7 separate regions of the Mus musculus genome follow, and all the other regions are linked to region 6. Evidence: chromatin loops called from intact Hi-C (ENCODE). Cell type or tissue: heart. All regions are shown on one strand.

Region 1 (4,000 bases), 84 kb before region 6:
GTATTCACATTGATCATGAGACACAAACACTTGTCCTAGAATTCAGATGAATTAAGCATGAGGAGTAACCCAAGGATATTCTAGGACTTGAAACAAATGCAGGAACCCCAAGAACCTACTCTAAGAAAGCTGCATTTGACAAGGAAAAAAATCCCTAATAATGCATTAAAGTTCTCACAGCAACTACCATTCTCTATCAAAATGATCTAAGCCAAAAAGAGTTCATGAATATGGACTGAAAATAATATAATTCATTTCCCTCATAGCAATATAGGCCTTGTGTGTTTAGTCACACTAAAGCTACAAACCATAAATGGCTGTAGTCTATACCACAGATATGTTTGTGTGGTCCTCAGAATGTTCTAAAAAGAAAATTAATTGTTTTGGTAAAAACATTTTACACAAAGATCTCAAATTTCTGACTTCTCTTGTAAGACCAGAAGCTTGAGAGATATGAATGTGGAGCGGTGCATGTATATGTGTGTGTGTGCATGTGTGTATGCGTGTGCATGTGTGTGTGTGTGCATGTGTGTATGTGTGTGCATGTGTGTGTGCATGTGTGTATGCATGTGTGTATGCGTGTGCATGTGTGTGTGCATGTGTGTGTGCACGTGCATGTGTGTGTGTGTGCATGTGTGTGTGTGTGCATGTGTGTGTGTGCATATGCTTGAGTCTCCTTCTCTCTGTGATAACCCTGAGAGAAGCCACTTGCTATCAGCCCATTATGATCACGCTGCTTACTTAATATTACCTGCCTGTCTTAAAAAGTATTGGATGAGACTCCTTAAATAGTATCTGTATCAATTAGTGCTCACATTCATCTGTGTGGCTTTCTATGTCAGAACTACTCCTACTTGAGAAAAGACCATCATTCAGAAGTACATATGCACAGGCGGGAGAAGACCCTCTCTCATCTTATGTGGTCCTTTCTGCTGGGCAAGGGCAAGTGTTTTGCTGCCCTAAGTTATTGATGGAAAGGGCCATCACCGTGGAGTGACCTCATCAAGGGAAGGATGCTGAGCCTGGAGCCAGCAGCCCCTGTAAGATGCATGGCAATCCTCTCTGCAGTTTGCCTGTGGCTGAACAGATAGATCTGAACATCACACCATTAACTCTGGGTAAAGTTGGCTCTCATTGCAGCTACTTTCTATATCCTCTAGTAAACATATATCCCGCAAAGAAGCACATTTGCAAGTGGCGCTGTGGACCTTGTAGAATTTGTGGACCTGGGCTGGTCTTCAGTGTCATTGTCCCCGAATTTGGGATTTGCTGTTTACAAGTTTATACTGGGTGATTTCTTTTCTTGACTTTTCTTCTCTTCTCTTTCTCGGTTTTTTTTTTCTTTTTCCCTCTCTTCCTCTTTATTATCAAGCTCTCTTTAGCATCTCAATATGGTGTATCCAAGTGTGAGAATTCTTATTTGTTAATTAATAACTGTTTTATTACAAAATGCAGGAACACCAGGAATTTCAAGCTTCATGTCTGCACGACTTCAGTTTGAACTGCAACGAACATGGCTGGGTAAATCCTTAAATAGAAATAGATGGAAAACACAGAGGCCTGGTGACATATTGTAACAAGGAAGGCACACATCTGGTGGCGTGTGGAGTACTTCCTCTTCTCACTGTGAAGTCTTAAGTACAAGGGCTAAAAGCTTGCATCCATCCTCACATAACCTCATGGAACTGAACAGTTATGAGCCCTCCTTTGCCCCTAACAACATCAGAATTCAGAATAAAAACCCACCTAGAATCTGAGATTCAGCATTAGCCAGGGGACGGAGAGAAATCCTGTCTACCTAAGAATAAGTCACTCCTTCTCCAAGACAAAAAAAAAGAAGAAGGATATGCATCTGAGAGTAGCATATCCCTTTGAAGAAAAAGAATAATGTTCTCTCCGTGCATTCTCTCACTCCAAATAGTGTTTTTATGAAGGGTGTACCTTCAAAAACTATTAGAGTTCCTTGCTTCCATTCCAGGAGTTTACGTAAAGTCTGACTATAGTCAGAAATGACCTTGCTTGACCTTGGGCCCCATTGACAGATACTTGCTTAGGTTCAATTGTTGTCTGGGGATTGAGAGTGGCATAACAATATTAGTGAAAACAATAGCCAGTTCATTTATATAGAGTCTTTCTTCCTGTGATTTCAAAGCAAATTTTCAAGCCTAATACAAATGACATTAAAAGGAACCAGCCCAAGACTTGGCAACTGCAGCCTACAGGATACTTCATTCCACTCAGCAAGCATATGCTGTGTGTGAGCGGTGGCTGACTGCACACTGCCCTGTCTCTCTTCCCACAGCTCCCTTGTCTGTACTCGCCCTGCTGCTACCAGCTTCCGTGCTGATGGTTTTCTTCCTTGCCAAGTATTAAGAGTTCATTTCATATGAAACTCTCCCCCTTTAGCCCAGTGTTTCCGGCTTTCTCTTTAACAGAGGTCTCACTGAGTCATCTGGGTTTTAGCTCAATGAAGCCATCATCTTTTTTGGGTGGAGGAGGGGGTCCTTTTTCTTTGTAGTTTTTTAGTTAGAGTTTTCTAAAAACACAAGTAGTCAGTCAGTACACTCATTGGAGATTGGAGGAGTCTATAGGGGGGGACGACTAAATGTTCATAAAGCTCTTTCTATCATATAGCAATGAGTCCAAAACTGGGAGATTCAGGTTTGGTAACACCGAAGCGCAATCTTAGCGGAAACTTCCGGAACCACCTCCTGCACAGTACAATTACCTCACTTCCCTAGAATGTCTGCTCATTTTCTTTTCCCAGCATCCCTTCTATATGAACACCTCCCAGCCAAGTCAATAAAAAAAAAAAAACAAAAAAAAAAAAAACCTCATTTCCCATCTTTGCATGACTCCTGAGAACCGTCCACTGCTAATGTTCAACACAGAAGAACAGCTAGTGCTTGAAGGCCTCAGACCGGGAAAGGAGGAAGTTCAGGAGTAAGGCTTATCCATTAAGAGTGGGGTTAGACACAGGAGTGTCATGGCTACTTTGAGATGAAACTCATTTACACAAACCAAGACAAAAATCTGCTAAATACATCTAGGAGGAGATATGCCAGGCATAGGTGACTCCAAAGAACAATAACAGGGTCTTTGTGGATGTTTTGCCTTTTCCAAGAGTTGAAAGAGACACCAGGGTGTAACACAGAGAACTCAAACACTTGAAGAATCTGTTGCCTTTGGATCCACGTGACCCTTCAGCAGAGTCTGGAGTTCTTGTCCACAGATGTGAGCCACAAGGAGCGTACATTTCCGGCCCACTCTGAACAAATGTTATGCTCAGTAGTTCCCTCTGTGGCTGACTTACAAATACATCCCCCGCTCCTGTGTTCGCCCTTCTGTCTCAGAGCCCCTCCTGGTCCATACAGCATCAGGTAATTTACCATTTGGGAGAAAGTAACAAGTTTTCAGAAATTCTCCAAAAATTTAACCAGTTACATTTTTAAAAAAGAAAAAGGAAGAAATCAATGTCCAATCCCTCATGAGATCTAAATAATTTCCCCTTTTCACTACTAAAGATTTATTTTAAACAAGTTACATAGAGGAGCATACTAAGAATCATTACAAAACCATCATTTTGTTAAATGCCAAAAATTCTTCTTAAATCCCCCACCTTCGTAATGGCATAGCCTATGTATAGACCACAGTCAAAAGCATTCCAGAGGCAAAGGCAGGGCTGCACTTTTAATTATCTCCCCGGTATTTCCTCTTTTTCCTTAAAAGGCTTAAATAAACCCACTGGTGTTGAGTTTGCCTGGTCTTTCCCAAAAATCATTGCCACAGTTTTTTTTAAACTGAGCAACACAATTTCTGTTCCCAGTTCATTACTGTCTCTCTCCCAGTCATCCAAATTCAACAAGGAGTGTGGCTCTGAACAAAGCCTTTTACAATGGATTGGATTTCATCTAAAAGCATGTAATTCCACATAGCCAGAAGCGGTTTCTAATCTTTATATATAGGAACTAACAAGAAAAAAAAAATCAAAGCCACAGGA
Region 2 (4,000 bases), 400 kb before region 6:
TGACCTTGTGAAGTTCAAGTGAGGAGTCTGCTCGAGGGGGAGGTCTTTCACTGACAAGCAAGCTGAGGGCCTGAGACTGAGTGCCCGAGGGCTTGCATCCAGGACTGGTTACATAAGAGAACTTCCAAGAGAGGACAGAACATAGTTTTCAACAAATAAATAAGGCAAAAAGGCTGCACTCACCAGTGCCACAGCTGGGAAGCAACTGTGAGCAATGAATTTCTCATGCTAACAAATCCAAACTCTTCGGAAAACAGATGATGAACCCAGGGCCTGGCACTGGGACTCCTGGCAGAAGCTGCAAAGCTTCAGAGATGGAAGGGTATCTAGAGACGACGAGTTCACAAACACAGCTGAGGGCCAGCAACCTGCTTTCCTGCCCTGCCTGGCCTGGCCTGCCTGGGTGGGTCCCGTCCGTACAGGGTTTCTCCAGGAGGACCGCAGACGAAACACACCTTCATCTGCAGCCCACACACTCGAGAGAGAGAAATAATTAAACAGTTTTTCTTAACCTTCTGACCTCTTCATTTATTATCGCCATCCATTATGTGTACCTTCTCGAATCACAGAATCCCCAAACTGAGCTCTGGGGTCAAGGGTTTATTGTTTAATGGAGATAGAACATTTTGTAAATTGCACGGAGTCACAATGTTTATAATAGACGCTTCTGGTGTACTGAACCTCCCCATTTAACAAACAGTGAGCCTTGACATGTGTTCTTCCTACAGAGCAAAAATCCGGGGTAAGTGCAGTATTGGCATGAATGTGTTACCAAATCCTTCCTGTAAACCCAGTGACATCTGCAGTCAAATAAAAACATTCCTTTCCCCAAATACCAGGAAATGCTGAGAGGATCACTCATCTTCTAAGGTCATGCTTAAATGAAGTTCTGGCTTTGAGAACACACAGCGAGGATGAAGAGGGCCAAGAATTCTGTCCAGTACACATCGGCTGCTACAAGCCTTTGGGGACAACCTCTTGTTTCAACTATGAGCCCGTGTATGGAGAAGCTTTTCCTCGAGTTTAACCTTTGAATGAAAAATGTCAATATTTTAAGAAATGTCCCCACATTAAAAAAAAAATCCCTGTTGTCTTTAAAACAAAACAAAACAAAACAAAACAGAATTTGTCCTTTCAAGTCAGAAATGGATTTGCTTGAAATAAAGCAAACATCCACAAAAAGGTACCCCACCAAAATTACTCATGTATAAAATCCCTACAATTGAGCAAATATCAATATTTTTTAGTAAAGAAACTTCCTCAAAGGTTGGGAAAGTTGTGAAGAATCCTAAGAAGGACTGTGTTAGTCTAACAACTTAACCCTTTGTGTCAGAGAGAAAAAAGAACCGTCCATGTGCGTATTCTGTTCTTTGGGGAACTTTGTTTCGTGATGGTTACGTGCTACCATATGCAATAAAAATGTGACTGATGCAAACATTACAAAGAGTGACTTGCCATGAATTATTTGCATAACTTCTATCTCACAATTAAATAATTGGTTCATGGTCCAGGTTGTACTTAAAACTCTCAAAGGGGGGAAAAAAAAAGAAAGAAAGAAAAGAAAAGAAAGAAACCCACAGTTTTTACATTTTACATGTTTACTGCCTCGGGAAGATTTTCCAAAACAACCCTTAACCATAGTCATTCAGGCTTTTCTCACCTTCCTGAGTTTGAAAGAATCTTGTAGTAGTTAATGCTAGTTTAACACACTCCCTGGGTTGCTTTGATTGCAGCAAGTCGGGCCATATTTGATTAGCCAGCAGGTGTCACTGTGGGTTTGGGTGGCAACCCGACTGACCACAAAAAGAATGATGAGGAAGACAGGGAAAGAAATGAAATGTGAAAAGCAGGTTCTGAGAGGAAAAGCACAAGGCACTTATAAAATCTGTGGCCCCTCTCTTCAGCCTATCAAGAATTCTGTACCACTCTCATGCTGAGAGCCCCAGAAACATAATTCACATACATAAAGGAAGTGGATGCCTTCCATTACTGAAGTCAGCTTCAGTGTATATAAAATAGTGACAGAAATGAGTAAAGCTGAGAGATGAATTCTTGTAGCCTTTGCTTAATCGCTCAAGTCTTAGCTATGTATTTCATCTTTTTAAACCATAGAGATCATTGCTTTATCTCAGAAATGGTGACTGTCTTCCAGCTTTTTGGTAGGTTATAGACGCATGGCCCCGAATGAGGTCTTGGCTATCCCTAACCTCAGTGGGAAAATAAATTCCAGTGCTTCATTCACTGAAGGGGCATCTTGGGCCCTTCTTCCATCTTTATAGGATCTGGGTTACTCATTTGCAACAAAGCCAGCCTATCCATGCCATCCTCCTGAGTACATGGAATTTCTTCATAAATAAAATTTCAATTGGTAAAATTAACACATATTTCTTAAGAATGGTTGGCCATAAAACCTCCCTGAGCTGAGAGGAATTCACAGCTGGCCTAATTTGAACAACAGGCTGTAAATTTTATTTCTATTTTGGGTTGATAGATGAAAGCAGTTGTCTATGTTTGTGATACAGAAAGCAGGCAATTTGTTAAGGAAGATACAAGCTTGATTTCCCTGAATAAGGCTTAACACAGAGGCAAAACGTTTTACTGATTTGTAAAGAAAAACAAAGCCAAAATGTTTTAGAGATAAAGATGAAAGTTTCTGAGCTCTGGAAAAAGACTCTCATCTCAAACGGTCTAGCCCTCACCCTAGTCACCTCTCTCACATCATAGGCATTCATGTCACAGTACTATTGCACTGTAATAAGCCATAAAAACCCAAGAAGAATAAAAACAAAAACAATCTCAACTATGCTGTGAACATCCTGCAGTTGCTTTGGGGTGGGGAGTGTAGGATGTAGGATTGAGACAGGCTCTCATGATGTAGCCCAGGCTGGCCTCAAACTTGGAGTTCGTCTTCTTTAATCTAACTCATGCTGGCACTGCAGGTGTATACTACCATACCAAGGACACCTTGAGATTTCTACCTGATTTTAATTTACTTGTCTTCATGTAATTATTTCTTAATAACACAATATGTTGTTTAGGGCTGAGCCTAATTAACAAGGGAAATGCTAAAGTTTAGGAGCAGAAAATAAAAGGCTAGAGTGGTAGGTTTATAAACATGTTAAAGAGTTATTTACAAAGCATGCATACCAGGATACTATCTAGCTTAAGTCATTCATTCACAGAGACAGACTGCTCTATAGTAGGCTGTTTTGACTCTCAAGAGGCAGGGCTTACAACTCTCAATACAATTTCTATGGAAAATCCATATTTATCTATATCTCTACATCTATCTATCAATCACCTATCAATCTATCTCCTTTTTTTTCTATCTGGATGAGGCTATATTACTTACACATTAGAATGTACCATTCATATACTATATCTTGTTTGGGTCTCAGAAATTGAGACTCACTTTTTTACTTACAATGTCTGGTATAACATGTAGAAATCATAGCAACAGGTACTATGAGCAAAGAAGCAGCTGATGGGTGTGGAATAAAGAGTAAACAAAGGAGGAGAGATGTCAAGGAATACAAATATTTATCCAGGGTAATAGAGTGTCAACACAAATTTCTTTTCAATTAGATGCATACACCTGTGAGTAATGAGATCTTTGTCCATCACTTCATCTTTTGGAATCATGCCCATAATTTCCATGACAACGTCTTACACTATTAAGATAGTAGTGATCACAACTTCATCTCAGCCACTAACTAAGCCACTTTTGTATGCAGTGAGCACTATTGGCTCTTGATCACACGTGTACATAGAAGTGTGTGTGCGCTCATGAGCACAAATTTGTGCATCTTCCCAACTGGAGTCAACCTGTCTATAAGGCAAGAGTTGCACATTATGAGTTTCTTACCATTAAAACGTTTGTCTTGGTGCAAAGCATGCAGTGGAAGTTGAGTGAATCTGTTAATGAACGGAAATCACAAGGGCTACTTTTGTCTGGCAAGCTCTGGCAATGCTAAGTTTCTTTTATGTAGTTCATATAAAT
Region 3 (4,000 bases), 150 kb before region 6:
GGTTGCACGCAGCATTAGGAAGGCAGAGAACCACTGTCCGAAGCTCTCCCCATCTAATGCACTTCTTGACGTCTACAGCATTTCAAGTGCAAGGCAGTCATCTTCAAGAGAAACTGTTTCCCTCCTCCAGATTCAAAGTGGAGAAGTGCAGAGTGGAGACAGTGTGTGTAGGCATAGCAGGGGGAGGCAGGGCCATCCTATGCTCTGTATCTGGCTCAGGGAAAGTCTCCCTAAACCTTTACTCTTTAGAGGGTCACTTTATATAGGCTCCATGACAAGCATCTCAAGCCACAAGAATACTTCCTCAATATCCATATTATTCAGAGTAATGAACACCACTGGTTGAAGACTCACTAAACTGAATCTCAAATAATTCTAACTTGGAAGCCTACAAAAGTCAGCTGACACACAGTAATCGTGGACAGTTTTGCAGATTTGGGGATGTGGCATTTTAATATATGCATACAGTGTATGATGATCAGATAAAGGATGCTCCCATATGTACCATCTCAGGCATACCATTTCTTTATGCAAATTCTCAACTGATTGCCATCAGCCATATTTTCCCCAATGTTATAGAACATTTGAGATTATTCCTATCCAATTACATCTCTGCACCTACTTTACTTCCTCTGAGGACAGTGTGTGTGTGTGTGTGTGTGTGTGTGTGTGTGTGTGTGTGTGTGTGTGTGTGCGCGTTCTCTCTCTCTCTCTCCCTCCCTCCCCACTCCTTGCCTCCTTCCCTTCCTCCCCCCCCCCTTTAGGGTCACACATATGTCCACAGTACACAGTACAGGGTGGAGAACCACAGTAGATGTTGAACCTCAACTTCTACATCATATAAGACAGAATCCATTTGCTGTTTCCCAGCCTCAAGGTTCTCCTGTGCCCACCCAGTTCCTTGCTATAGAAGCACTGGAATAACAGGTGAAGCTACTAATCTCAGCTTCTCCTTTGGGTCTGGGAGGTTTAAAATTAGGTCCTCTCACTATAACAAGGTCTTTACCCACAAAGCAATCTGCCCAGCCATGGTAGTTGACTTTAAAAAAAAAGTCATCATTTATTTTGTTGTTATCCTTCAGTATTGTCAATTTTACATGTTCTGTGACCCATTAGCAAGACTTTCAATATTTGTCCTACATACATTCTAGAACACTGTGTGTTCCTACTTCTAATAAATTAGCATCTAAATGATATACAAATTGGAAGGTAAGGCTGAAATTAAAAGTCCTGTCTCCCACACTCAGATTAAAAACATGAACTATTGGTAAAGGCAATTCTCTCTAGAATGCTAGACTGAGCAGCTAGGGAGATAGCTTAAGTGATGGCAAAGGCTCAGCTGCTTCCTGAATGTCCCCAGATTCAAGACGTAAGTTCACGTGAGATTAGGCACATTCAAGCTGGTATGGCCACAGCCACAAATACAAGTTCAAATAAGATGACCTTGTTAGATGTGAATTCAAAAAAAATTTTATTACATATTAGATACAATGTTAAACATTTATATGAGACTAAACCAGTGAATTAAATACTATAAACATTTAACTCGCCAATATCCATTATATACACTGCATATTAGCCTGCCAAAGGCTTCCTAGGGACTATGTAATGAGAAAATGGCCTCCCATCTTGTACTTGGATGACCCTACATCAGGTATTCTCAGCAAGTTTGGCTGCAGACAGGGAAGGTAAGAAGGTTTGCATGAATAGACAGCTGGATAGGGGCTGGCCCAGGAAAAATGATGATAACACAATTTTTTATTATTTCTTTTTCTTTTTCCCACAGCAAGGTCACAAGTGTGTCCTGTATTAAGAAAGATTGGGACACGCTGGTCTGAGGACAAGAACTAATTCACTCTAGCTCATTTTGTTCTATTCCCGGAACAGCAAGTGCTTACTGGAGATTATTCATCGACAAATCGGAAGTGCCGTAGGGCTGTTTACTGCTGCATCTTTCTGATCTGTTACATAACACAAGAGGATAAAATCTGGAAAACACAGAAGGTCGAACGGTCACATGATAACATCATGTGAGATACATACCGAACCCTTTGCATGAGTGTCTCATGCCTGTTGTTAAAAGGCCATTTTTTCCTAGCTCCCAGGTTTCCTTTGGTTGAAAAATTGCAATGTATAGTCAGAGTTTGAACAGTTGCCAACTAAAATTCTTGCATCAGGCTCCATGGCTGTCTGTTCCACCAAGACAAATAAGACCGGCCCCAACCCCTCACTTGAGTGCATTGTTCACGGTGCTGAGCCGTGATTTTCCATATCTGACTGTCTTTGTGTTCACCCCAGGAGGAAGGGTGAGCCTGGTTTATTGAGTTCTTATTTCTCACAAAGCGGTAACATCTGGAGGGCTGAGCAGTTTGTTGGCAGGTCCAATCTGAAGGAATTCGACCACGGTTCCGATTGGCTCTTATCAGTAGGTGTCACTAAAGACAGTTTCAGAGACAGAAAAATAAATAGGCCAATTAAGTGATGCCAAGAACAGACTATTTTACAGTCATTTCTACTCTTTTTATTGTTCTTCCAACTGTAGAAGTTTCAAGATTGTAATTATTCCCTGCTTTTCCCCCCTCCCTGCTGCAAATGAACATTTTTCCATTTTCCAAATGCCTCCAAGAGAGGGACATTTAATTAATGTATTTATTTTGTGGTGCTTGATGTAGTGGGTTAGCAAAATGGGAACAGATGAGGGCTATTAATTCTAACACTTTATTGCAGTGAAGCTACAGCCAGCTGCTCTTCTGCAAACAGACTGATGGAGGCTCTGCCAGCTCCTTTCTCTGCAGCATGAAGTGCTTCATATCCGTACAGAACAAGGACAGCCACTCATGCATCCCACCTTGGCCATGCCTTTGTGTCCTTGGAAGTTACAGAGATAGGAACTGTTGCGGGGAATATTAAAAGAGAGCAAGTTCCCTTAATATACCCAGCTACTCTCAGCCCTGGTGGTCTCCCGGCCTATTCTTATCTTGTGGAGACTCTCTGGCCTGAAAATTCTCCACCCGGCTCACTAAGTTCCCACTGGCAGGTCGCTATGATGCCAGCCCCATGCTTTAAAACCCCCATGCCTTTGTGGTGAACATCTGGCAAATCCACAATTTGCCACCATACCTTCCCTCTTGAACTGAGTCAGATGACAGTATGAAGGAAAATGCCACACAAACTTAGTTCAGAAAGAATGGTAACTCAATCGCTGGGCGCAACAACTAGAATCCTAATCATGTAAGCCACATTAAATCTAAATCCTCCAGTGGGAATCTTGGTGGATTCGCCATATAAGCCGGGAGACACTAGTAGCTACATCTTGCCCTTTCACTATCCCCATCCAAAAAGCTCCTAACTCTCTCCTACTTCCTCTCTTCCTCCATCCAACCTGGACGTCCTGCCTACTCGCCCCATAATTGGTCCCCTTTAGTCTTTTGGGGGAAGGTTCACAAGAAGTCACCTGAGTGACTCAGTCCTCTTCCTGACAACCCCTCCTGGGAAAGCAGAATTAACATCAAAATACAGAGGTCACCAGGGCCATCCACAATAAGGAACTCTAGTGAAAGGCCACATATTTCTGAGATCAGAAGAGGTAACACTCAGGCTACCATGCTCACTGGTGACTGGCACCTTCCTCCTGCATAGACACAAGTCTAAGAGGGAAATTCAAGTTCATTTCTAAATCCAACCAACTGCAAACAACTTCTGGGAGTTACCTGAGAAAAACAAGTCAGGAGGTGGTCAAATAGATGGATTTTATTTATGAAATGGACTTCGAATAATACCAGGCCTGGATCTCAGTGCCAGTATATTGCTGGCCTGGAGGGGTACCCAGATAATGTTGGCAAGATAAATTAAGCAGCCGTCAGTTGAAGTGTTTTGTTTAGCTATGAATCTTTTCCTGAAGGGTCTTTCTTACATGTATTCTGAAGCCCTCACTTGCTGTGTAGGGAAGAATAAATGTGCTACATTTAGGTGGGTGCTGCATTGTTTGTGTGGGTGCTGT
Region 4 (4,000 bases), 180 kb after region 6:
CTCTACCTTAGTTTTATTTTAAGTGAACTAAGGTAACTTAAGAAGAAAAAAAGGGCCAATGTGTGCTGAAGTTGCTGAAACACAAGAAATATTCTCAATTGTTCTTCTCAGGAAGCTCAAAGATCAGACTGCCTTGGGTGGTATACTGTTTTGGTTTTTGGGGGGTTGTTTGTTTGTTTGTTGTTATTGTTGTTTGGTCAGTGGCACAAGGTGCTACTGTCTACTCAAGTGTTGACTCAAGTGAGGGGTTTACCCAGCGACATGCCAGCCCTGAGTACCCACTAGGAGCCCTCCTTCAGGAGACAGGAGTTCACAGCTTAACCCACATAATTGCCTCTCTCTATGTGTGACAAAAATGCCCTCAAGAACCACTTTACACCAAAACATGATATAAGACTGACTGACAAGCCAATACATTGATACTGATAGGATCTCTGAGCTATATAGAGAAATAGAAATGGCAAGGGGCTCTTGAAAATATAAGTCATTGGTCCCCAAGTCCTACCTCTTGGAACAACTTCTTAAGAGAGAAGCAGTTTCCTTCCCTAACCATATAAAATGATCCCTGGAGTTATTTATAGCGTTCATGGCCTGGAGGTATCACTTGGTCCCTGTACCACAAGCCCAACCATGTGTTACTATATTAAAAAATGTGAAAAAGTAATTATGGGGTATGGGAGCCAGTGTCTGCAGACATAACCTTCAGAAGAGGAAGTGACAGGGAACTTTTGCTCCACTTTGCAGCTCGAGGGCTGCCCAGGCTTTGGGCTCAAGGAGGGCAAGGTGTCCAAGAAGCTGGAGAGAAGCTTGCTGAAGTAGTCAGAAGCAGCCCTATTTGTTGATAGATAGCAAACCAGTTTCCATTCCAAGGTCCCCTTAGTAGGTCAAACTGTCCAGTCACACAGAGTGACCGTCCAAAACATCCTTCCTGAGCAGCTCTCAAGCTGCCTGCCTCAGTTCCCACAGCACGGGGATGGCAGAAATGTGTACGATTCTGGACACTGGAGAGACACTCGGACTATAGAAACTGGTCCCCAAGACCCCGACCTTTACATAGTGACTTCTGTCCCCTTGTTCTAAATCCAGTTTTGTGGTTCTTCATCCCTTTCTCTGTAGTCCTTTGGCTTTCCCATAACAAAAAGACCAACCGCTGATGACAGAAGCAATTCTCCCTGGACCCACAACCCCTTCAGTGCTCCCCTGGAAAGATGGCTCCAACACCTTCAGACTCCAACCCCTTTGGTTCTTCTTAGAAAGATGGGCTCCAACTCCATTGGGAAAAAAATTGCTTTCTACTGCTGCAAGCAGAAAATGGTAATGCAACCACCAAGCCCTAGAACACAGCTCATCCATGCAGAGGAGGCCATGTTTCTGATGGTAGGGCTGGTGTTCCCAAGAGTCCTCCATGTTGCAAGCCATATTGAGAGCAATTACATTTCCTCTTTAGGGCCTTCCTTGGCCCCTGGTCTAAGCTACAGAGAAAGTTGTTTCTGATTACAAGTTCCTTCCTTCAAAGAGAATCCCATAAGCCTTGTGCCTTTGCTGGTGTCTTGGAGCGAATAGTTGTGGCCATCTCTGTTCAATTCAACTACCTCGTGAACTTTGAAAAGTACGAAAATTTATTCAGAGAAGGGGTATCTTCTAAAAATTGATTTACATAATTCTCTCTCCAATAAATTTCTAAAGAAACAAGCCACACATGACAGAGAGTACTGAGACAAGTAGAGATCAGGGAAATGTCCTGATCTCCTTGATATAACTAAATAAACCAAAATAACCTGTGTCCCTAGTGGGACAATGGGTCATGAGCATAGAGTGTAACCTATTCTACACACCATCCTTGAATTTACACACTGTGGTCTCATAATGTGAGTAGATGTTGATATAAAATTCACTACATCTTCCTGAGTCTGTTTCTCAACCTGGAACAGCAGCAGACACAGCAAGGAAAGTTTAAGTAGCCATCGTTTGGTGCCAGTGGAAAGAAAATGGGAGAAGGGGGAGGGAGAGGAGGAGAGAGGGAAGGAGACAGGATATGGGGGAGACAAGGAGATGGGAGAGACAGGGAGAACGAGAAAGAGGGAGGAGAGAGAGGGAAAAGAGGAGGAAAGAGGGAGAAGGAGGAGAGAGAACAGAGAGAGGGCGGGAACAGAGAGAGGGAGGGAGAGAAGGAGGGAAGGAGCTTTGCAAGCCCAGGGCTGCTTAGAGCTGTCTAAAATGGCCTGTTAATCCCAAATTCGGTAGGTTCACCTGCATTACCTAATCCTTCCAGCCCCCCACCCTATCTTTGCTGCCTACATCCCAGTTTTCACCACTGTAGTATCCACAGTGCCACCTGCTGGTTATAGGAAGCATTTCGTGGCTGTTAGGGCTCCTTGTCCAGATTTTATTGAAGTCCATCATGACTTACTAGCAAAGTCAGAAGAGAAAGCACACTCCTTAAAGTTAAGAAGAATCCAAGAGCCAAGCAAACCATGGATTCCTGGAAGCTCAGCGAGACCTGGCAGAATCTCCTGGATGCAACTAGTTTAGAAGGAATGTGAAACAAAAACGGTGCTGCTAGATTCCATCAGCAGGGCTCTAGGGATATATAGAGAGAGCATCAGGACAATGCCTTAGAAGTTTCCAAAATTCGCTGTTTCATAACCATCGTCTTGGGCTGCTTCTTCTTCTTCTTCTTCTTCTTCTTCTTCTTCTTCTTCTTCTTCTTCTTCTTCTTCTTCTTCTTCTTCTTCTTCTTCTTCCTCCTCCTCCTCCTCCTCTTCCTCTTCCTCTTCCTCTTCCTCTTCTTCCTGACAAGTTTTTTCAACCTTGAAGTAAGGTTTCCCACCATTCTCCAGTTTTACTATAGCCCACCATTTGCATCTCAGGCATCAGTCAGACAAAAGATGGGAGAAAATGTAACCCCTAGAATTCACAACTCCTGGGGATGACCCAGCACATTGCTACAAGCCTCACTGAGGAGAACAAATGTCCAGAGATCCTCCAGGATAACCATGGGGTCATTATCTTGGGTTAGAAAGTATGAAAATCAGGATAGCAGTTCAATACTGACTCTGTGTCTCTAGGATTCTGACATCACACTACAAAAATGCAATGCTGTAGCATGCCCTCTACAGTAACTGTAAGTATAAGGTGGAAATCTGTCCATGTTAGGAATCAAAAAGGTCTGGGAAGGGCACTGGCCCACCACAGCCTGACAGTCACTGTATCAGGGAGGACAATTTCAGAAATGTAGATTGTTTGCCAAAATGTTTGCAAGATTTAGGTGATAACTAGTAATTTCTAAAGAAAATTTTCTGTACTTATCAGCATGACGTTTCTTTGGGGCAGCTATGTTTCCTTCCTTTTTCATCCCCTGGCATACAAAGACTAACTTGTGAAATTTCAATCAGACAGTAGAGATGACCGGATTCATCCTTCTCTCTCTCACACATTTTCCTTTCAGTTCTGTTTGCGTGTGCTCTCTCACTGTCTAAAAGGGTAAATTTGTTCCTTGCATTTTCTTACCTTTCACCAAATTCAGAAATCTTTTCTTTCTTCCTTCCTTCCTTCCTTTCTTTCTCTCACTCTCTCTTTCCTTCTTTCATTCATTTATTCATTCTTTCTTTCTTAAATGCATATAAACCTCAAAATACTTTCTCTTCACTTGGGAAAGCTCCAACCAACCCCTCCTCCTGGCAATTAAATGACTTTCCACCTTAATATGAATCAACACCTAGAGAATCAGATGAGGTCTCTGTGAACCTGCTTTGATAGATCAGTTTCCTTCTTTCTACACATCTCGAGCACATCTAGACCTCACATTATTCAGATTATGCTAGGAATGATGAACCAAAACAGCAGCAGTGGTGACTAAAGAGAAAGCTAGGTTTAGGTCCGACCCCCCCCCCACCTTTAAAACAGGCAATAACCTAAGGAAGAAAGTCTTTGAATGTTTGCAGAAAGAAACAATCTAAGCAGCTCGGGGTCCCACCCAGAAGGGATGGCTGTGGTACAG
Region 5 (4,000 bases), 72 kb before region 6:
AGCTATCAATAGTTTAAGACAGAAACACATATGGGGAAATCTAGGAAGCCGTTTGCACTCAGTGGCTGTGTCCAGCTGAATTACTCCAGTCCACCTCTTCAGAGCTTAAGCATTAACGGGTGCGAGGGGACTTTTGCTAAGAATGACATCATCACACCCTTTAATGCTCATGTCAGATCTGTTCCCCTACAATGCAGCAATTTTTCCTTTCCTGCTCGCTTCAGTGGTCTTGTCTTCTCCACTCTGTGTCCCTCATCCTAGTCCCTAACTTATCCCTAAAACAGGGTGCTCATTTCCCCTCCCCTTTTCAGAATGCCACACTCCACCTGAGTCATTTTGCTTCCCCTCCCCACCCCCCCACAAGAAAGTGGGCACAGACCCTTCTGTCACAGCATCTATGAGGAACCCGTTTCTCAATTTGCTGTGCTAGGCCAAGACAGCAAGTGGCAGGGGCAGGGGCAGGGGCAGGCACTTAAGGTGCGTGGCAATTGCTGCAGCTGTGTGAGACTATGTTGATTTCGACACCCATGCCTATGGATAGAACTCTACCCTCTTGTCTTCTTTGTGATTGAAGTTCAGCATAAAATAGGCAGAGTTTGACTTTCACAAACCTGATAAAACCCTCTCCTAAAATGTAACTTATTAGTCATTTCCAAATTATGCCAACCACCTATTTACACACACACATTCACACTCTTTCTTGGATTTTGTTTTTTGTGTTTTTTTTTGTATATGCACTTTTTATTAGATATTTTCTTTACCCCTTTCTTTGCTCTTTGTCTCTCCACTTCCCTCTTTCCAGTTCCCCAGTCTTTCCTCAATAATAGTGGAGAGGAGAATCCCTGAAAGGAGACCATTCTAAGACACTTAGTGAATCTAAGATCACCACTGCTTAAGCCCAGGTTGATTTTTTTTAAAAAGACTGAATTTTGTTACATTCATTTTGGAGCATGAAATCCAGTGTTTCTCACTCTGAGCAGCCCTGTACAGATGGAATCTTCTAATTTAATCTATAAAAAACTAGCAGAATGTCCTCATGCCAAGTGACACAGGTCCTCTGACCTTGCCTCGGAGGTCACAAAAGGAGACAGAAGCCAGAAGGCAGGGGAAACAGAAACTCAGGTAGTCAGACCCTTGATCCCTGTGAACTGAATGTTACCCACACACTAAAGGAACAGAAGAGGGTGGGACAGGCAGGCGCAGAGCCAAAGGGAGATGGAGGAAGAAGGCAGGGAAAGCGGAAAGGGAAGAACTGGGAAAAGCAGAGCAATTGTCTCTTCTCCCTCAGATGAAGAAAGCAAGACTTGGAAAGTTGAAGAAACTTGCTCAAGATGTCTGAAGATGCAAGCCATCTGAACCTAGCTCGATCTGACTCTGGAGTACATTCCCCGCCCATCTTATGCCCCAGAGTAGGGTCAAGTGTCCGTCCACTGACCACACTTAGGCCAGTACTCTACCCTAAGCCACATCCAAGCTGCTGAACAAGTTATTTCTGCAAAGAGTGAAAGAAGAGAACAAAATCTAGACAGTGTCAGCCTAGGCTTTTAGGAAAAGTTTAAATTTCCTTAAGAGTAGAGAAATAAAATTTGGGCAATAAAATCAACCTGAAGATCCCCTGGTCTGGCTGGACTATTTTCAGAAGGTTAAAATGAGGATGGTAAACATTAACGTGCAAGTGAAGTTTGAAGAGTTGGAAAAAGCGGGACCCTCTTTCTCCCCAAACCCAACAACAAGCTTCAGAGACAGGCCTCTAATAGTCAGACTGAGGCTGTAAGAATCAGCGGATTGCTTCGGGTTACCCGGGAACAGTAAGGGAGAATGGTTGGGAGCGGCTCTTCCCACCATTACCCACTGGAGTTTAATACCAAGTTTAAGGTGCCAGGAACTTGTCCCCTCTCTCCTTCCTGGGCAGATTCTCCCTTACTGGATGTCTGGGGGTTCATTCAGTGACCGTGAGGCAGACAACGCTCCTGGGTTGGCTGGCTCCGATTGCTTGTGTTGGAACAAGCTGGCTACAGGGAATTCCACACAAGTGCTCCTAGCATTCCACATTCTTGGACGAGACCAGCGCTTCACAAGACCGTGGATGGCTTTGTTATGTCTTATCTCCGAATCTGCAGTTGGAGGCTTTCCTTCCTTTTGCAGGTGCTCCCATTTCCCTCATTATTGTTTATTAGAAAATCTTGTGGCCTTCCAAAGTCATTCTTATGCTAAGGAAGGCCGAGTGTGATAACATATTTGTGTTGGCCCAGAGTGAGGACAGGGCAAATACCAAAAGTCACATAATCATGACTCTAACTGAAAGTGGTGCTTCATGCATAAACAAAAGTCCCCTCCCCCAACCGGGGGTGGGGGGGGGAAGAGGGGGGATGCCACGAAAGTCGCAGACACACAAGAGAAGGCACAATGTCGCTGCAGCAGCTGCTGACGCAACAAATCCCGTCGCTTCAGCTCAGAGAAAGCTGTAGCTGGGACTAATTTCTAAGCTTTGATTCAGGGACTGTGTGTTAGTCGGGCAGTATTTCTCAAGGCAAAATAGTGTCTGATGAGGCCTAGCCTGGATCAAGATGTCAGCATGGAAATATATTGTGGTTGTTTCAATGAGAATTGAGGTGGGGAACATGGCAGCAAGCAGGGAGCTATGACACTGGATCAGTAGCTAAGAGCTTATACCTTATCCAAAAGTTGAAGGGGTTGGAGTGGGTGCTGGGACTGACATGGGCTTTTGAAATCTTAAAGCCTACCATCAGTGACACACCACCTCAGACAAGGCTGCACAACCAAAGCCTTCCAAAAGTAAGGTGGTGAGCAACTGAGGAAGCCATTCAACACCTTAAACCCCAGCATGCAGGAGGCAGAGGCAAGTGAATCTCTGTAAGTTCGAGTCCAGCCTGGTCTACATAGTGAGTTCCAGGACAGCCAGGGCTATACAGAGAAACTGTGTCTTGAAAACAAAACCAAAATACAAAGACAAGACAAGACAAAACAAACAAACAAAAACACTCAAAAATAAAAAACAAGACATTCAACATAGCCCCCCAAAACACATGTTCACATATACACATGAATATATACACACACAAAAAAAATGTAACCAAACATAGACTGGTCCCTCCTCTTACAGAGCATCAGTGGGAGATAAAAAAGATCCCTATCAGATAAACACAAAAATACATCTTCAAGCAAAACAGGAGCACGGCCTAGGAAGAGCAAGCGCCTGTGGGCTGTGTGGGAAGCTGATGAGACAGTATAGTCTCAGGCAACTTTAGCCTTTGCTTCGATCGGGGTTTTTCCAATCACCGGCATCTTAGCACCTATGCTATGCAAGGGAAGTGAAAATACAGGAGGCTTCTGCCATGTAAACAGCGAGTGAAGCAATGGCTGTAAATGGCTTTGAAAAATTACAGCCTTGTGATCCACAAGGCACTCGAACAAAGAAGTTTCAAATGTCATGAACTAAAGCACAAATAACTGTTCTATGCTCCTAAGGAAGCAATCTGAATGAGTAGATTTTGTTATGTAATTCTGAGTAATTGAAATCACTCATAGCAGTTTAATCATAATTTTGTAATTCTCCGTAAGTGAAGCAATGATATGAATGTTAGACAGTGTGAAGCAGCCATGATTTAACTTTTCATTCACTTTTGCCACCAATTTTAAAAGCATGCCATTAATGTTTTGTGCAGTGTGGTTATATGATATATCCACCTATTTGATTAATTATAAAGAGATAAGTCAAACCAATATGAGATGTCTTTGCCATATTGATAAATTTTTTATAATCACAGATCGCTCATAAAATATGAAAGCACTCTAATATATATGCCTTTATTATAAACATTATTTGAACAATATAAAAATATATTTTCTAGATTCCATTTTCATGCCAACCACAATTTGCCTCTTCTAAAATTATAAAGATATTTAAAAGCCTAAGCAGATCTTCAAGTCACATAATGTTTAGCTAACTTTTCAAGTTGCTTTGCTTAGTTTATGGTCA
Region 6 (4,000 bases):
CCCTAGGAGTCACGTGGACCCAGAGGCCCCGCCCCACTCACCGAAGAGCCCGCCCGCCCCTCCTCCATCCTCCCACCCCGGCTGGGTCCAGCCCCTGCGAGCGAGGCCAACCTCCGCGCCCGCAGCTGGAGCCCCAGCCGTCTGGGAGTTGTCCCCGCCTGCTCTGAGGAACTCTCGGCGGGACACCAGCCACTGGCGCGGCTCTCGGTCGTAGTCGCTGCACGCAGGGGACGTGGGGCACGTCTCTACCTGCGGCGCGCAGTGCAATGCATCTGGCCAGGTTCGGGGACGGGTTATCTGAAGCCTGAGGATCAGGGTGCACTTGAAGACGCGTCTCTTTACAGCGCCGACAAAGCTTAAGTGCAGCCGAGAGAGGAACCGAAAAGACAGTTTACCAAAGCCTCACGACAGCGTTCCATGAAAAGGAAAGCGCATAGGGACCCTCCAAGGGCGCGCGCGCGCGCGCGCGCACACACACACACACACACACACACACACACACACACACACACGCAAACACACTCGCACACTCCAGCACTTCCTCCACAGGGTCTCCGAGAGGCCAAATAATGCTTCTAGCGACAGGCAGCCGACCCCTAGCGGATCTAACTTCCAGCCAGAAGACTCTGACCCCGTCGCCAACTCAGTCCGCCGCGGGGGTGTCGGGGTTTGAGCGGTGTGGGAAAGTTAGAAGGAGCGGCTTCTGAAGTACTGTCTAGTAGCCCCGCCAGAGTCCCCGCACCGTGTCTGCCAACCTCAGCGTCCGCTCCAGCCAAGCAGATCCTTCAGAAACCGGTCGGCGGTGCCATTCAAGGCAGAGGGGGTGGGCGGGGGGTGGGGGGTGGACGTCTGAGCTTCTAACTCCGGACAGATTCCAAAACAGGCGTCGCCAAAGAAAGAGCGCATCACATTTTTTTTCAGATCTCAGAGTTGCAAAGGCTTTACAACTCCTACCCGGCACGGAAAGGAGACCCCAAGCGCGATCCCAAGCGTCTACAAACCCGAGAACAGCTTTCGGCCTGCACTCGACCTCTCCCTCTGGCTTGGCTTACTTTTTAAACCACCTCCACCCCCACCGCCACCCCCGCGCGCGCCACTTCCTTCCCCCACCCCTTTCCTCCTTTTGCACCAGCTACAGAATCGCGGCTAAGATTCCTCCAAGAAATTCACCAACACAACTCGGGTGGGGTTGGGGGGGGGGGTGACCTGACTATCCTAAGATGCCTGGCCTGTTCTAACCTCGGAAGCGCAACTCTTGTTCCAACAGGTCTTTGCACGGGGTCCATCCGAGGACCGGAGTCCCAGGACTCCCCCGCTCCAGAGCCCGCTCCACCCCGCCTCTTTGCCTCACTTAGGAACTCGACGTGTCCAGCTGGTTTTCAACCTAACCTCTCCCCCCCCCCCGCACCGGCCCCAGTTTTCGAGGCGGGGGGCACTTTCGGGAAACCTTTGAGAAAGAAGTGTAAAGGATGGAGAGTCACGTCCTTCCTGGCGGCGGTGGCTGCCCAGCGCCATCCCACACTGCTGCCCTGGGTGCAGAGACCGCGGGCGCCCCTGAGCGACAGTCCGCTCTCACCACCATCAGCGCAGCTTTCTGAGACGATTTCTCTATTCCCCGACCAGCGTCGCCGCTGGGAATAACTGGGAAAGCGCTGGAAAGGGCAAAGGGCTTATTGTTGATTTGTTTATTTGCTTTTAAGGGGGAAAGAGATGGCGATATGCTAGCGACTGGCGCACGCGGAGCGAGGGCACCGTGGAACCGCCGACGCTCAGGATCCCCGGACAATCCTGTGCCTTTGGCGGTGTGTGGAGCGCTCTCGACGTTAAAGCCCAGTAAATAGACGAAGGACTTGTTTCAATTTCAACTTCACAAGGATCCCTTTCTAATCACTCCTTTCTTCCCTGATTTTTTTTAATTAAAAAATACAGATCAAAGTAAATTTTCATCTCCTGGTATTTTTTTTTTTCTTAATGGGGTTGATACAGCTCCTGGAGGCAGTTACCCTTCACTTTCTCCCCAGAATCTTCTTCTAAAACCAAAATTTAATAGTAGCCTCGGTTTGCCAAATATGACCCTGCTAGTGATTCAACATCTCACAAAACCTTCAGTTCATAAACCAGGATACTAAAAAAACTATCAACCAAAGCCGTGGCGGGAAACCTTCTGAGTCCCCGGGGCCCAACTCCACTGCGTGTAAGGACCCCGCAATTCCCGAACCCTTTGGAGTATCGCAAGCTCCTCATTAGCCCTGCTGGCATGTCCGCACAGACACAGCATGGCAGAAGACCCGCACAGGTAGCCTTTCGGCATCCTGGCCACGGTCCGTCGAACCTTACACCCCTTCCCAGGGAGGGGAGAGTACCAGAAGGCAGAATGCATGGGTGCCCATGTCTAAGAAAATAGCTCCTGGAGATGGGAGCGAGTTCTGTACCTACAGTTCGCTAGCTCTCAGGGGCTGGGAGGGGGTGCGTTGGGGACAAGATTAGGTGACACCCCGCTCAAGGAAGCCTCTCTATCCCGGGTCGCGCTTTAGAGCAAAGCAGGACTACAGCCTCTTTTGCAAAGCTAGCTCTGGCTAGGTTCTCTCTCCTAATGAAGCAGTCCTCAGTCCCCCACTGGTGTTGAAACTTAGAGTTGACTCCCTCCTCTCCCACTCTTATAGTCTAAGTGGAAGCAAACCCACCAAACCCCACAGTTCTTCCCAATGACCTCTCTTCCAAGGCCTTCTCTCCTTCCCGCCTCTCCTGGCCCGCACCTCCCTAAAGTAGGTTGGATAGACGCAGTAACATATATGGAGGTGCCTTTTAGCCTCCATCATCCCACCTCCAACACTGTTGGAGAAGGAAGGAGGAATAGGCCAACTTTTGCCTCGGTTACAGCCTGAGCCCCATCCCCAGCTTCTACTACGGGTGCACCTCGAATCCTCAGAATAGCGCCCCTCTCCAGGTTGCCCTGCTCACCATTGGTTCCTGCAGAAGCGGGCTCGCCAGCAGCTGCTTCTGGGGACCTCTAGAAAGCTGCAATGAACCTGGTCGAGGGCCAGAGACTGGATCGCTGCAGGCTCCAAGACGGTTTAGACGAGAATCCCATCAGGGACGGAGACCAGATACTCAGGCTGGGTTGCAGCGCAGCGGCGTCTTAGGCTGGGGTCTCTCAGCTCGGATGCCGAACTCACCTAGCTTCCGGGCCAGGCCTCGCGCTCTTGCCTTCCCACCCTCCAGCACCACCCTCTCACATCTACTCCTTCCTTCTCTTTTCCCTCCCTCTCTTTCTTCCCTTCCTCCCCAGTCTTTCCCCCCAGCGGCCCCTCCCTTCTTCCCTCCTCCCTTAATCGCCTCCCCTTCTGGGGATGGGAGCCCCGCCCACATCCTCCCATCCAGCCACGGGGCCTCGCCTCGCCTGGCAAGGCCCGGGTCCGGAAGATTGCACAGCTCCCCAGCCCTCAGTTGCCACCTTGGCTGGGACCGATGCCTCCAGCTCGGGAAGCAGCCGGGGCTCACCTGGGGACCACGTGCAAGAGGTACTAGAAAGCATGCACCAACTAGTCTCTGTACCTTCCAAAAATACCCATGGGAGTCTGGGCTTCCCTGAGTTTAGAATAACTGCTGCCCAAACTGATGATTAAAACACTGAGTAATCACCATTTACCCCGAGTAATTAGAGATAATGAAACACCTCTAAAATCAGGTTATGGAGAAGGGAGCTGTTGGATTGGTTTAAAGGGTGGCCTTCCGTAAACTGTTAAAGGATTCCCAAACGTTGAAACAGGCTGTGAGCAGGGCTGTGTGCCCGAAGGAGATACCTCTTCAACTATTAGGAGGTGACTTTCCCCCCAAAAAAGTTTTTGTGAGATGTTTCTTGTGGACATTTGAGAATTGCACCAACCCCCCTTAAACTGGGTGCCCTCCATCGATCCCCCAGGTCTAACATTTCAAGTGCACAGAGGTAGTTTGCAGGCACTTGGCAGGCAAACAGGCCTAGGCCTTGTAAGACAATTAG
Region 7 (4,000 bases), 310 kb before region 6:
GCACTCAGTGACACACACTTTGCCCACAGCCCAGTATCATTCACATTTTCTTGCTTGACTATAAAAGGATACCATGGCGTTTGACAGAAGAGACCTGGAAGACTGAATAGACAGGGCACTTGCTCAGGAGAGACTACACGACTGGGGGGTATAAGGCTGTTAGACTACCCCACCCTAAGCACACGCCCCTCAGAGTTCCTTATCAGGGATAAAAGGCTTAATCTATGTCTTTTTCTGTGCTTTACTTCCGCCACAGCAAATTTAAAACTCTGACATCCATTTTTGCCTGGTGACTATGGCTGTGGGCCTGAAGCGGGGAATTTGACTATTGCTTAAGAAGGTGAGAACAGAGCATCAGGTCTCTTCACAGGTGGGGTAGCTATCCGTCTGTTCACTGATAACCTAACCTCTGTCTGCCCAGCCACACCAGCAATCTCCCCTGGATGAGGAACTCTTGGGATTCAAGGCTCACTTTTGTGGCTCGACAGAGTTTCTGCCTCTTGTTCCGTTTTCTCATCCTCTCTTCAACTTCCCTGTAAAAAATCTGGCGGCCGCTGCAGGCCCCTTCTCTTGATTATCATGACATCCCTGCTCTATTATTATCCTTGGGAGGGAGACTTTTAGAAAGATTGTTTGTTTTGCTGAAGAACTGGCAAATGACGTGCTGCAGAAGTGACATTTGACTCGTAGAGGCCAGGCAATCTGGACAGGGAGAGAATTTCTATAAATCCCACATGTTTTTCTCCGTTTCATTTTAAATGCAGCATCTGTCGCGTATACCTGCCAAGGAGGGTCATATTTTTATTTTCACCAATAATTCTAGGGAACCGGCGATTGCCCAGATCCAACAACTTGGATTCTTCCCTGGCTTTTCTATTCAATTGGGCTATTCTTTCCAAACATGAAAGATTTGATGTAGAAGAAAATATCTCTTTGGCACCAACACATAAAACTGCGGACATGTGCTATTTCCAAAAAAGCAGCCTACTTGAAGAACAAGATGGAAATTTAATGGCAGCTTTAATTTTAAGACGCTTACAATATTACACCAGCAAGAAAGAATTCAGCACCAGCTGTGTGTCTGAGAAACCAAGGGACTGATTAAGTCTGTCACATGGACTGCTTCTAATCCTGAGTGGTAGGTGTATACCTAGCGTTCAGCAAATCTGCTCAAGCAAGGCCAACTTCAAAGATAGTGTGTCGGGGTGTTCAGACAATATTTGGAGGTGACTGTGTAGATGATAGCTGGAGGGGGAGGAGAATAAAATGCTTCAAAACAGTTGAGGTTAGTCTCCCCCTCCCAAATCATTGAAATTCACTGAAGACCAAGATATTTTGAGGTCTCTTAACAGTGATTTAATACTTCTTTTCGGTTTAGGGGAACTTTGTATGCAAAAGGAAGATAAAATAAGTAGGACAAATTAGTAGTGTTTCTATTTTAATAAGGAGTAAACTTCAAATGGAAACAGGAGACATCCTGTCTACAAGGACCGTTAGCCAACTGCTTGATGCATGTGTCTGCAAAGACGGCTGGGCATCATCCAATGGGTACAGATGGGATGATTTAGGGACAAACAATCCTTATTTTGTTACTTCTGTGCAATCTCTTGGACATACCTACCTTTATAAGAATTCTGTTATATAGATATAAAAGCCTTAAGTACACATCAAGAAATTCTACAGAAAGTGTCTTGGCTAATACCCAGGGTTATTAAACTATAACATGCTACTGGTTCACCTTCACTGCAGATCTACTATCTTCTAGGATATTAATAACGAGGGTTCCTAGTCATAGAGCTTTTAATTTCTTCTTTCCTTCCTCCATTTATCCTTCCTTTCCTTCTTCCTCCTTCCCTCCCCCCTTTCCTTTCCTTCCTCTCTCCCTTCCTTTCTTCCTTCCTTCCCTTCCCCCTCCTTTTCTCCCTTCTTCCTTATTCCTGTCTCCCCTCTCTCCCTTCCTCTCTCCTTTCTCCCTCCTTCCCACCTTCCTTTTATTTTGCATACATATTTTGAGTCTACTACAGAGAGTCATTCTGAGTATTTCTTATGTACTGGGGAGCACACTTGCTTGAGATGAGTTTAAACTTCCTCCTCAGTGTGCTGAGTGCTCCCTCTGGCATATGAGTCTTCTGAGTGGGCTACTGGGAAGTTTAGAGTCAGGCTTCTGTCACTCCACATCCAGGTAAGAATTTATCATATCCATATTTCTGTACTAGCACTACTCTTGGTGTGAAGATATTTTCTTCCCTTGTTTGCTTTTCCAGTTTCTTTTAAACTTTTAATACCAATTTTAAAATCTTAATTTTTAATCATACTGTGAAAGCCACTTAAATTTTTTTGTGATTGACTTACATATTTTTATATGTTTCTACATAAGTTCATGTGTACCATGTGTGTGCATGCAGTACCCACAGGGGCCAGAAGGGAGCATCTGATCCTCTGGAATGGGAGCTACAGGTCACTGTACACTACCCAGTGTGAATGTTGGGAATTGAACTGAACCCAGGTACTTTGGGAGAGAAGTAAGTGATCTTTCCTGCTAAGCCGTTCCAGCCTTCACTTAAAAATCTCTATCAAACTCAGAGATAAATGAAACAAGAAGTGCGGATATTTTGAAAATATGTCTAACCTAGACAGAAAAGCTTTCACTCTGCTTTTTTTGCACGGGTGACAGAGTTGGCAGGAGGATTCAGCTGAATGTGGAATTACAAATGTTATTATAAATAATTAACCCATCCAGGTCATAATGAGGATAATTATTTTTTGTGTTTCTTTATCCCTTTGGGGTATGCAATAATTAAATCAGTACTTTGCCAAGTCGCATTTAAATATTGTTATTGGTTGAAACAAAATGCAAAGCTTTGGTCTTATTTGATATGTATAAAAGCAAAGAAAGGTACGGAGAAGGTAACACTCAGGTGGATTTACTGAGGGTTCCAAGTGATGCCCTAAATAACTATTTTGGAGCTCGGTTACATGCAGGTGGTAGGATTTATGTTCTGGATGCTTAAAACACTTTCTCTGTGGAGAGAAGATTATTAAGTCCTAGCGAGCCTGAGTGCTCTGTGCCAGTGCTAACCATTAGGTTTTGGCTCTGAGCCATGACTGTCCACTCTGCAGTGGATTCCGCCACCAAAGGGGAGGTCATTAAGGACTGTTCTCTATTCTTGTTAGTATGTTTCAATGTAATTAAGAGAACTTGCTCACCAGATGCTTCCCTTCCTGTCAGCAAGTGCCTCCAGCTTAATGGGCTACTTAGGATTCTTTAAGTGGGTGAGGCGGGAAGCAAATTTAAAATATATCATCTTTGATCCTCCCACTTCTAATTAGCTCTAAAGGTTTTAGATAGTAATGTAAAGGGGTCAGGGAAATGAAATCACTCTAAGCAATCAAAGGCTCACAGAAGTCGGATAGGAGCTTTATACGGACCAGGGAGTGCCTATTCCTCTCTACTAAGTTTCTACTCAGCTCAGCAAAAGGGCAGAGATGGTGCCAGCCTACCACCAAGACATCTGTGGAGTCTTGGGACTGAGGTGGTTTTAAATGTGACGAGACGAAATCCAGCAAGTGCTTATCGAGTTCGCTCTAGACTTCAGAAATTGCTTTTGATTCTGGGGAAAAGACGGTGCCCCACTTTACCCCAGAGTTTAGGGACTCATGGGGGATTTAGACATGCAGTCTGGTAGCTCACAGAGAGTTTAGTGAGAGCTTTACTAGACACTTGGTTCTCAGCCCGGCGTTCATACATCTAGGTCAAGTTCAGGTATGTCCTGTCTTTTGTGTGGCATTGTGTGCATGACAGGGCTGCTTCAGCCAACCTTACCTATCTAATTCCTCTCATCGGTGTTTGTTTTATTAGTTTTACTTGTGAGCCACTTCTAGCTAGCCAACTTGGAGGACTGGGCTCTTGGTTGAACCTGTAGTACACACTTTTGCGCCAAGAAATGGCTGATTGAAATGGTCCCCTTTTCACTCAATGTTATGATCAGACGAGGACCAA

What was found. Peaks named below come from ENCODE experiments on the same cell type or tissue, not always from the same donor. Only the 100,000 strongest peaks of a DNase experiment are listed, where the experiment ranks them.
Region 1: it touches region 6 in a loop (4-fold over the local background); 8 of 42 quality-filtered maps call a loop at or near these places.
Region 2: a loop joins it to region 6, with 4 times the contacts of the local background. A loop is called at or near these places in 14 of 42 quality-filtered maps.
Region 3: a loop joins it to region 6, with 2.3 times the contacts of the local background. A loop is called at or near these places in 5 of 42 quality-filtered maps.
Region 4: a loop joins it to region 6, with 2.3 times the contacts of the local background. A loop is called at or near these places in 8 of 42 quality-filtered maps.
Region 5: it touches region 6 in a loop (5-fold over the local background); 8 of 42 quality-filtered maps call a loop at or near these places.
Region 7: a loop joins it to region 6, with 2.0 times the contacts of the local background. A loop is called at or near these places in 4 of 42 quality-filtered maps.

The regions. Positions count from the first base shown.
Region 1 is chr14:46,303,173-46,307,172 of GRCm38, forward strand. No RefSeq gene overlaps it. Among named protein-coding and RNA genes, the nearest start is that of Gm15217, 74 kb to the right of the region's middle. In heart, no CTCF peak of the experiment used is centred here; a DNase peak (open chromatin) is centred at 2,349.
Region 2 is chr14:45,992,098-45,996,097 of GRCm38, forward strand. No RefSeq gene overlaps it. Among named protein-coding and RNA genes, the nearest start is that of Gm34499, 230 kb to the right of the region's middle. In heart, a CTCF peak has its summit at 1,754 (motif pointing right); DNase peaks (open chromatin) are centred at 94 and 1,764; H3K27ac peaks cover 477 bases.
Region 3 is chr14:46,238,344-46,242,343 of GRCm38, forward strand. No RefSeq gene overlaps it. Among named protein-coding and RNA genes, the nearest start is that of Gm34499, 19 kb to the left of the region's middle. In heart, a CTCF peak has its summit at 2,426 (motif pointing right); DNase peaks (open chromatin) are centred at 1,898 and 2,338.
Region 4 is chr14:46,562,851-46,566,850 of GRCm38, forward strand. No RefSeq gene overlaps it. Among named protein-coding and RNA genes, the nearest start is that of Rubie, 11 kb to the right of the region's middle. In heart, a CTCF peak has its summit at 2,345 (motif pointing left); a DNase peak (open chromatin) is centred at 2,481; H3K27ac peaks cover 809 bases.
Region 5 is chr14:46,315,526-46,319,525 of GRCm38, forward strand. No RefSeq gene overlaps it. Among named protein-coding and RNA genes, the nearest start is that of Gm15217, 62 kb to the right of the region's middle. In heart, no CTCF peak of the experiment used is centred here; DNase peaks (open chromatin) are centred at 1,196 and 2,156.
Region 6 is chr14:46,387,343-46,391,342 of GRCm38, forward strand. It overlaps Bmp4 (bone morphogenetic protein 4), which reads right to left and starts at 3,327. Exons shown (of 4, transcript NM_007554.3): 1 at 2,962-3,327. It overlaps Gm15222 (predicted gene 15222), which reads left to right and starts at 136. Exons shown (of 1, transcript NR_166856.1): 1 at 136-1,940. RefSeq lists promoters at 1-358, 1-909, 1,002-2,959, 3,010-4,000, 3,010-4,000. In heart, a CTCF peak has its summit at 1,566; DNase peaks (open chromatin) are centred at 39, 819, 1,449, 3,349 and 1 weaker place; H3K4me3 peaks cover 3,653 bases; H3K27ac peaks cover 3,692 bases; H3K27me3 peaks cover 1,224 bases.
Region 7 is chr14:46,074,505-46,078,504 of GRCm38, forward strand. No RefSeq gene overlaps it. Among named protein-coding and RNA genes, the nearest start is that of Gm34499, 140 kb to the right of the region's middle. In heart, a CTCF peak has its summit at 2,415; no DNase peak of the experiment used is centred here.